2 separate regions of the Homo sapiens genome follow, and region 1 is linked to region 2. Evidence: chromatin contacts called from ENCODE Hi-C or POLR2A ChIA-PET data. All regions are on one chromosome and are shown on one strand. Each heading gives the region's core, a stretch centred on a gene start or an enhancer-like site at or near the end of the contact. The rest is flanking DNA. Distances are from core to core; before and after follow the strand shown.

Region 1 (4,394 bases), core at 713-3,212, 46 kb after region 2:
CTTAGTGAGGGAGGCACACGTGCATCCTAACCTAAGCAGGCGGTCCAGGGAGAGGGCACTGGCTCTCGCTTCAGCCAACCTTGCGAAGCCAACCTGAGATTCCCCATCCCTGGAAAAATGCTTCCTTTAAGATCTCCCAGATCATCTTTACATGGCTGTGCTGTCAATGAGCATTTTTGAATGTTCTCATTTGCTTTCAGAATTCTTCCTGGGCATTATCTGATCCCCTCAGATCTCACAGATGCCACATGCCCAAAAAACCTTGCTGCCGTTTATTTCTTCCTGAGGTGGAGTCTTCCCTTCAGTGGAAACAGCCCACCGTTGCTGCCACCCCTTCTGCTGGGACACCCTGGGGACTCGATGTCAACACTGCAAATCCCTAGAATTTACTGCAGTTCTTTTTGCTATGGGGAAGAGATGGGGTGAGCAGAAGTGCAAAAAGATGCCTTCTTGCCACCTAGTTTCTAGTCACTGCCTTCCTCTCCCAAATGATGCCTCCACTCATCCACTCTAAAGTCCCAATTCCTCAGCTTTCAGGCAGAGAGCCCACTACTACACCACTGTAAGTTGTGACTGACTAGCCCTCCCAGGAACATTGGAAAATTTTGAGGGAGAGAAAGAAAAAAGGAAGAGAAGGAATGAGACAGAAATCTCTCCTAGAAACAGCCACACATGGCCAGCGCAGTGGCTCACGCCTGTAATCCCAGTACTTTGGGAGGCCAAGATGGGCGGATCACGAGGTCAAGAGAACAAGACAATCCTGGCCAACATGGTGAAACCCCGTCTCTACTAAAATACAAAAAAATTAGCTGGGCATGGTGGCGCGTGCCTGTAGTCCCAGCTACTCTGGAGGCTGAGGCAGGGGAATCACTTGAACCTATGAGGCGGAGGTTGCAGTGAGCCAAGATCGTGCCAGCCTGGTGACAGAGCAAGTCTCCATCACAAAAAATAAATAAATAAAATACAAAAATAAATAGAAAAAGAAACAGCCACACATGGACCAGAAAGTTGAGCCTCTGGTGACTTGACTTCAGGTGCTGCGGCAGGCAGGTGGCCCAGGGAGTAACTGGGGAGTGAAAATGAGAATGCAGCACATGGACCAACTCCTGTTGAGCCTCTTAGCAAAAGCCAGCCCTGTCCAGTAGAGCATTTTCCAACTGTTGCAAAAATTACCCTATGAACACCTCTCTCCCCAGAGTTCAAACTCGCACCTTTGATGATACTGCTTCCTGCTGCCATTGCCTATTCTGATGTCAGAGCAGCCATTCCCATGGAAAATGGAATGGAAAGCTAAATGGAGAGTGAGTAGGGGTTAAGACTTCTCTAAAATACCGCGGCTGCCAGGCAATTTCATTAAGGAGAAACAGAGATGGACAATGTCATAAACATTCTCCAGCCATCAGAAGAAACCACTTCCAGGAAAAGTAAATTTTGTGGTCGTAAACACTCACAGCAAGGGCCAGGCCACAGGCAGCGTGGCACTGGCAGAGAGCAGTGGTTGAGGTGAAAGTCACCCTGGGGCCCAGGTCTCAAACTTACCCTGGCTAGACTGAACCAGAACATTTTTCCGTTTCTTTTCCGTAAATTAATGTTTAAAAGTTCCCCTCCCCACATAATCCCAATCTCACTTTCAAGAGATAATGCTATCTCTTCAGTGTATATTTCTTCCGGTTGTATTATGCATATAAATCTCCAGACCATATGGACACACACACACATATGCACACACACGTATGAGTATTATACACATACATGTGTACAGATATCTTTTATACATGTATACACACAGGTGTACACATATGTGCATATGTGAGATCATGCTGAGCTCACCGTTTTCCAGTTCCTACTTTCACTTCACAATAGCTCTTGGCCATCTTCCACCACAGTGTATTTAGAGTGACTCTATAAATAGAACGATTTCTAATGCACCTTTCAGATTTCAACTCTTTAAATAAATGCGACAAGGGCACATCTCGTGGTCCAAGGTCGTGACTGCTAAGGCCCAGAGAACACAACAAATTTGCTGGCTTCAGCCGTGCTGACCTGCTGGAAGATGGGTACAGGCTCCTAAGTGGATGCTGCCATTTGTGCGCCTCCCAGCCACGCACCCCACCCTCATATACACACTATCCCTTGAGGAACATTTACCTTCCTTCCCGCCCCAGGTGTTTGTGACTTGGTGGGTAGTGGGTGACAGAGATGCACCTGTGTCTTCAGAACACAGGCCACTGAAGGACAGCAGGCCCGGGGCTGGTGGGGGCCTGAGCATGCCCTCCCTCACCAGGCTGACCAGGCTTGCATGCAGTGGGGCAGAGGCAGTGGAACTATCCAGAAAACATGCCCATCCCCCCGCCCAAGCCATCACAATGGGAGCTGAGTACAGGGTCACTAGGACAAAGAGTGAATGGAACCATCTTGAAAACAGCGGTGATGTTTCCTGTCTCCGCTGGCACAGGCCTCCGTGGAGCCCACGTTCTTTTCACAGAGTTCAAGTTGCTCAAAGAAATAAGGAGAGGCCACTTGTGAGCAGTGGTCCTCCAGGTGAAACCCAGAGGGCGTCGGGATGCCCACAGGTTCCTCAGGAAACTCATGCGGGGAGACATGGGGGTGCCAGGGACACGCCTCCACCCCACCATGGCTGCCCATAGCAGGGTCCGTGGCAAAGGGACCAGGTGGCCCATGGGTTAGTGGGAGCAGATGCCCAACCACCTCCTCCAGGCCCCACTGCCCCCTTGGGCCACCACAGAGACCTCCAACTTCTCCATCCTCTCTGTCTCTCCCTCTCTCTCCCCACTTGCTCTCTTCCTCAAGGGCCCTTTCCCTGTCAACTACCACTGGCACCCGGCTGGAGGAACAGGGCAGGTTTGCCTGTTAGTACCTGCGGCAACTCATCCCCCAGCCCCTAACTTTGAGGCGATCCCATTTTCCTCCTGTATTCCCTGAGCTTGACACAGCTGAATGTGGAAGACCCCAGGGCAACAAGAGGCTTGGGAAGGAAGGTCACACTGGAGTCGCGGGGGAAGGGTCACCCAGGCACAGGTACTCAGCATAGACTGCAGATGCTGGCCAGCCAGTCCTACACCCAGCTTACTGCAGAGGCACGACCACACTTCTGCTGCAAGGCTGGGGGAGACTCTGTGGTTTCGGTGAGGAAGAGGACAAGGAGGTGAGCGAGCCAGGAACAGCCCCCGCATGTCTCTTATCACGCCTTCATTCCCCTCTCCCCGCAGCACTGAGCTTCTGTGTTTTCTTTCCCCCAAGACTGTTCTCTCGGCTGCTGGTGGCAAAGGAGAGGGCTGCGGGGGAAGGAGAGAGAAAGGGGGGACCCCAGATGATCCTCCTATTCCCTAAGCTCTCAAAGTCTTCAGATATCTACAGCTTTGCTGCTCTAACCGCTCATTGTGAAAAGAATGAGTCTTATACTTGAATACAACCCTAAAATCAAAAGAATGACATCTAACCCGCTGTTCACCATAAATCTTTTTTTTTTTTAATTTTTGAGACAGAATCTCACTCTATCACCCAGGCTGGAGTGCAGTGGCATGATCTCGGCTCACTCCAACTTCTGCCTCCTGGGTTCAATTGATTCTCCTACCTCAGCTTCCTCAGTAGCTGGGATTAGGGGTGTGCACCACCATGCCCAGCTGATTTTTGCATTTTTAGTAGCAACGGGATTTCACCATGTTGGCCAGGCTGGTCTCAAACTCCTAACCTCAAGTAATCTGTCTACCTTGGCGTCCTAAATTGCTGGGATTACAGGCGTGAGCCACAGCGCCCAGCTCGGCCCATAAATAATTTAAAAGACTGCATTTCTACTGTCTGACTCCATTTCTGTGAAGAGTCCAGGAAAGGCAAATCTCTAGTGATAGGGTAGGCTACCAGGGACTGGGGGCCCGGGAAGGTGGGAGAAACCGGAAGGGACTGCCAATGGGTATGGGGACTCTTTTAGGGTGATAAAAAAATGTTCTAAAATTGATTGTGATGATCAATGATCTACAAATATACTAAATTGGTGAATGTCTGGCATGTGAATTATTTCTCAATAAAGCTGGTTTCTTTTAGAGAAAGTAGTTCAAAATTTCTGAGGCTGTTTGGTTTTTGTTTTTTTAAAAAAGCAAATCATTGGCCCCGGCGTGGTAGCTCACGCCTGTAATCCCAGCACTTTAGGAAGCTGAGGTAGGCAGATCACTTGAGGGTCAGGAGTTCGAGACCAGCCTGGCTAACATGGTGAAACCCCATCTCTACTAAAAATACAAAAATTAGCCAGGTGCAGTGGCACACACCTGTAGTCCCAGCTACTTGGGAGGCTAAAGCAGGAGAACTGCTGGAACCCAGGAGGTGGAGCCACTGCACTCCAGCTATGAGAGGATAAATGCCCACTATTGTAAGGCCCA
Region 2 (4,597 bases), core at 1,080-3,579:
AAATGATAAGCACAGCAATATTCACTATTCTTTGCTATTCAGTATTTGCATGGCTTCTTCATTTAATTTGAAAAGTTGTAAACTGATAAAACACTATAACATGATTCACTGGCTCAAAACTACTTGGATTAGTCTTACTATTTGTGCTAAATTGGTGTTTAGATTACTTAATCTATTTTCTCTTACTTTGTTTTAGATGAATTAAATAATCTTGGTCATCCTGGTGAGTAATACAAACATAAAACTTTAGTTTTAGATTTTTAAGTTGTTGAATGCAGCAAAGTTACCGTAGGTACTCTTTTGCTACAGTAATACTAGTAACTTTTTTCTCTTTATTGAAATAATATAATTTAAGGTTGAAATTAACTACATGAAGTACAATTTTATACAAGTGATACATTAAAAATATTTTAGGTTATAAAACTGTAAGGGTAGAAAAGAAGTGTTTGAGGTAACATAAAACCTCAAGGTATTATCATTGTGTATTACTCCTTATATCATAACAAGGAAGTTAATGGGGGAAGTACGTGACCTTTAATCTGAAAGCAGGAAGCAGTGTTTGACAGAGTGACAGGGGTAACATTTCTGAACTGATCAGACCCCTGGGACCTTTTTCTTGGTGCCTCAGTCATACAGCATATCTGAACTAGTTGGGTGGGTGCCTATATCTGGAGTAAGAAGTGTGTTTGTGGGGATCATTGGCATCGTACAGGTCGGTTGGTCAGTGACCATTTCTTAATGAGTGACAGTTGTCAAGAGTATGTAGAACTCTGTAGGCTAATTTTAATTAGAACAGATTTCTAATAAGTTAAGCCTTCACCTGAGATAAAAGGCATATCAACAGTGAGAACTACATGAAGACACAGGATATCAACCTCGTGTAGGCTTTCTGAAAGACAATGATGGAACCTGTGGATAGATCTGAAAATAAAACCTTTCAGGAATAGTTTAAGAAGGTGGTTATGTCATTTAATATTTGTAGAAAACCCTATTACTTCTCCACTTATTTCTCATTATTTTAGCATCATTACTAGTTTGCTTAGTGTCATACTCATATTGCATTAGCAAACATCTATTATTGTGAATGCCATTGGGCTGTGCTGACTGTATATAAGCAAACTAGACACAGCAGAAAGTCCCCATTACCTGTGCGTCATTCTCCTTGCTGTAGTGTCCTCAAATTCACATAAAGCCTCAATGAGACCTGCCTCAAGTAGGTCTTGAACTGTCAAAAACCATCCTAGTAATTGTTTCTCTTACTGGGGGAGAATAGGGGGTCTGGATAGAATCCCCTTTCCTAAATTAGTCTGTTAATTCTTGCTTTTCTTTAATGAACATTATGAAAAGTTATTTCAGAAAAACTTTTGTAAATAGCCACCACTAAGATTCTAAAATTTTCCTGGCCCTTTGAGTTTTTCCTCATTTCCCACAATTCAGGGAGTACCAAAAATTTAGGTTTAAAAGAAGAATGTTGTATAGGGAAAGCTTTTAATAGGCTTCAGTGGCATGTATTTGACCAGTAGTACAAAGTTATCTCCCGACAGTAGTGGACACACAACTGATGAACTACATCTTTCCCTACATGGTGCTTCAGGTGCGGGGCGGGATTTTATTTTATGTATACTAGAGGGTGAAAGCATAGAATCCAGAAGGAGACTCCCTAAGTTAGTATCCAGATTTGCTACTTACTAGCTTCATAACTTTGGGCAAGTGACTTTAATCTCTCTCTGCCTTAATTTCCTTATCTATATAATGGGGTTAATAATAGTAGGCACCTCATAGGGTAGAGTGAGGTTTCATTAGATCTGTTATATATAAAGCATATAGAACGGTGCCAGCTGAGGCATCAGGAAATGGTAACTACTGCTACTTCCTATTGTGAACACCACCATCGTTTTTTTCCATTCAAGAGTGTTTTTATTAAAAATCTGAAGAGTAGAAACTATATTCTGTAAGTGATGCTGCTGATGTTATATACTTTTCATGTATCTTTAACTCTGGAAATATACCATGGATCTTACATGTTTTGCTTTTTTATCTTTGTATAGATAATAAAGAGCAAACAACTGACCAGCCTTTGGGTGAGTAGAACTTTAAAATGCATTATCAAAGTATAATTATTGTGTATAACTCCAGAAGGAATTTAAGACATTTTAATTTGGTTTTTTAAAGAAATGTGAATAACATTGGGACCAAATGTTTTATTTTTTTGTATCTGTAAAAGAAGGTTTAGAAGAGGAGGCTTAAAAATGATTACAAATTCAGTTTCTAGGGTCAAGTCAACTTCTGTGGAGTGATTTGTGTGTTTCTCACGATATGCAAACAGACATGCGTACAAAAAGAAACATGTACATGCTGCATAGTTAGCATAGAGGAGGAAGTGGTTAGTGCTGTCTCTTGGTGAGGGATAGAAATCACAAAGGCTGCAGTAGCTTTAGCGTTTGCTCCCCTGTCTTCTCCAATGGAAAGAGAAAAGAATTTAGGATAAAATGTAAACGAACAGTTGCATTTGAAGAATGCCTGGGACAAGAAAATGTAAGGGAGAAAACTTTAGCAGATAAAAGTTTAGCAGATTAACATTTAAAGATGGTAAAAATAGCTAACAGCTTGATGCTGGCAGAAGCCAGATAAAATATGTCTAAAATTTGTCCATTGGATTCAGCTACTGAAGATGTGATTGGTGGCTTTGAGTGGAATGTTGAAAGTGCCTAATATGTGTCAGTTACTGAGTTATGCTGGGAATTTAAACATGGATACAATGTATAAAATAGTGGAAAAAGAAAGATTCAGAAGTGAACAAATGAAGACAGTACATATTAATTTGTTGGAAAGAAAGAGTGGTTTGAAATTAACTAGATAGGGCATATATTCAAAGTGTTTTGGTAGGAGGGGAAAATGTGAGGATATTTACATTTGGAAAGGAAGTATCTGTTGAGACTGTGTAGATTAGAGTGATCCATCAAAGAGAGGACAATTTATAGAGCAAGTTCCTAGAAGAGATGATAGGGATTTGGGCCAAGGTGAAAACAAGAGAAATTGGCTTTAATCAGAATGTTGAAACCTCTTTTGAGATTAAAAAGAAGGAGAGATTGGTGAACAGATAGATTTATTGGGAAGCTGAGGACATTTTTAGTTTATGTTTTTTGTTTCTAAGTAATTAGGCGTAGTAATATGCTTAAAAGATTGAGGAAAAGGCTGGGCATGGTGGCTCACACCTGTAGTCCCAGCACTTTGTGAGGCCGAGGCAGGCAGGATCACCTGGGGTCAGAAGATTGAGATCAGCCTAACCAACATGGAGAAACCCCGTCTCTACTAAAAATACAAAAATTAGCTGGGCATTGTGGTGCATGCCTGTAATCCCAGCTACGTAGGAGGCTGAGGCAGAAGAATCTCTTGAACCCGAGAGGTGGAGGTTGTGGTGAGCTGAGATCGTGCCATTGCACTTCAGCTGGGCAACGAGAGTGAAACTCTGTCTCAAAAAAAAAAAAAAAGATTGAGGGAAAAAGAGTAAAGTAAGGCTGAATATAGATCTTATTCTATGGCAGAGGCTTAGAGGCTAAAGAAAATGGAAGCAAGGTCTTACAAGTCTGATCTACAAGTGAATGTGTATTGAGAGTCCAACTAAGACTTTTAAAGAGTAAGAATTTATAATGGTTCAGATCAGTTGTGTGCTTTTTCTGTAGCAGATCTCAGCTTTAAAATAGAGAAGATAGGCTGGGTGTGGTGGTACACGCCTGTAATCCCAGCTACTCGGGAAGCTGAGGCACGAGAATCACTTGAACCCAGGAGGCGGAGGTTGCAGTGAGTGGAGATTGTGCCACTGCACTCCAGCCTGGGCGACAGAGTAAGACTCTTGTCTCAAAAAAAAAAAAAAAAAAAAAGAAACCTGCTATGTTTCATTCATAGTGGTAAGTTTTCATGTATTCCAGCTCCATGATCTTTTCTTTAGATCCTCCAGACAGACCTCACTGATTAAGAAATACCTATTAAAATAGTGTTCTGAACAAAGGCATAGCCATCATATTCTGTAGAGAGGAGCATACATATGTCTTAGGTACACAAAATGACAAGATCCAAATGTAACTGGGTTAGTTGCTGAAGATGGTTTAATCACAAATATGCATTTAATAGTAATGCTAATAAACTAAGTGTTTTCACCTAGTGAAATGTTTAATTTAACCCTGAGATGTAGGTATTTTTCCTCATTTTTAGTAGATGAAAATTTAAAACTGTAAGTGTTTAATAAAACTTGCTCAGGATTATACAATGTAGTAGTTGAGACAGGATTGAAACCCATCTATCTCTCATTCCATAGCCTCCGTTAGCTCCATTATGCCAGGTATTCTTTCTCAAACATGTCCCAATTGAAAGAATAACAAGATAAATGGAATATCAGGTCAACTTCTATCATTGAAGTTCACTAAACATTTATCTAATGTTTCATCTGTGCTTTATGACAGGCATCCCCCACCCCCAGGCTGTGGACCAGAACTGGTCTGTGGCCTGTTAGGAACTGAGACACACAGCAGGAGGCGAGTGAGCGAGCATTACCACCTGAGCTCTGCCTCCTGTCAGATCAGCAGCGGCATTTGATTCT

The links. Hi-C counts contacts between places; a loop is a spot of excess contacts on that map. ChIA-PET counts read pairs that join two places held with the same protein, here RNA polymerase II (POLR2A). Pooled maps may share reads with other maps.
Region 1: a loop to region 2 is called in a map of CD4-positive, alpha-beta memory T cell, with 3 times the contacts of the local background. The contact joins two enhancer-like sites. A Hi-C loop is called at or near these places in 4 of 168 maps with a recorded cell type or tissue (CD4-positive, alpha-beta memory T cell, Right ventricle myocardium inferior, heart right ventricle and 1 more), 1 of 37 single-sample maps with no recorded cell type and 9 of 50 pooled maps. POLR2A ChIA-PET finds 5 or more read pairs at or near these places in 5 of 52 experiments (CD4-positive, alpha-beta T cell, WTC11, activated CD8-positive, alpha-beta T cell and 2 more).

The regions. Positions count from the first base shown.
Region 1 is chr18:58,759,934-58,764,327 of GRCh38, forward strand. The region is part of intron 1 of LOC105372146 (a long non-coding RNA gene); the gene reads right to left. Among named protein-coding and RNA genes, the nearest start is that of LINC01926, 52 kb to the right of the region's middle. RefSeq lists enhancers at 2,050-2,099, 4,221-4,394. Within about 2 kb of position 1,963, at least 5 of the 41 ENCODE cell types and tissues checked have a DNase peak (open chromatin) inside an H3K27ac peak, as active enhancers do.
Region 2 is chr18:58,713,887-58,718,483 of GRCh38, forward strand. MALT1 (MALT1 paracaspase) reads left to right here. Exons shown (of 17, transcript NM_006785.4): 8 at 197-223; 9 at 2,049-2,081. All of the region lies in intron 1 of LOC105372146 (a long non-coding RNA gene), which reads right to left. Among named protein-coding and RNA genes, the nearest start is that of MALT1-AS1, 44 kb to the left of the region's middle. Within about 2 kb of position 2,330, at least 5 of the 41 ENCODE cell types and tissues checked have a DNase peak (open chromatin) inside an H3K27ac peak, as active enhancers do.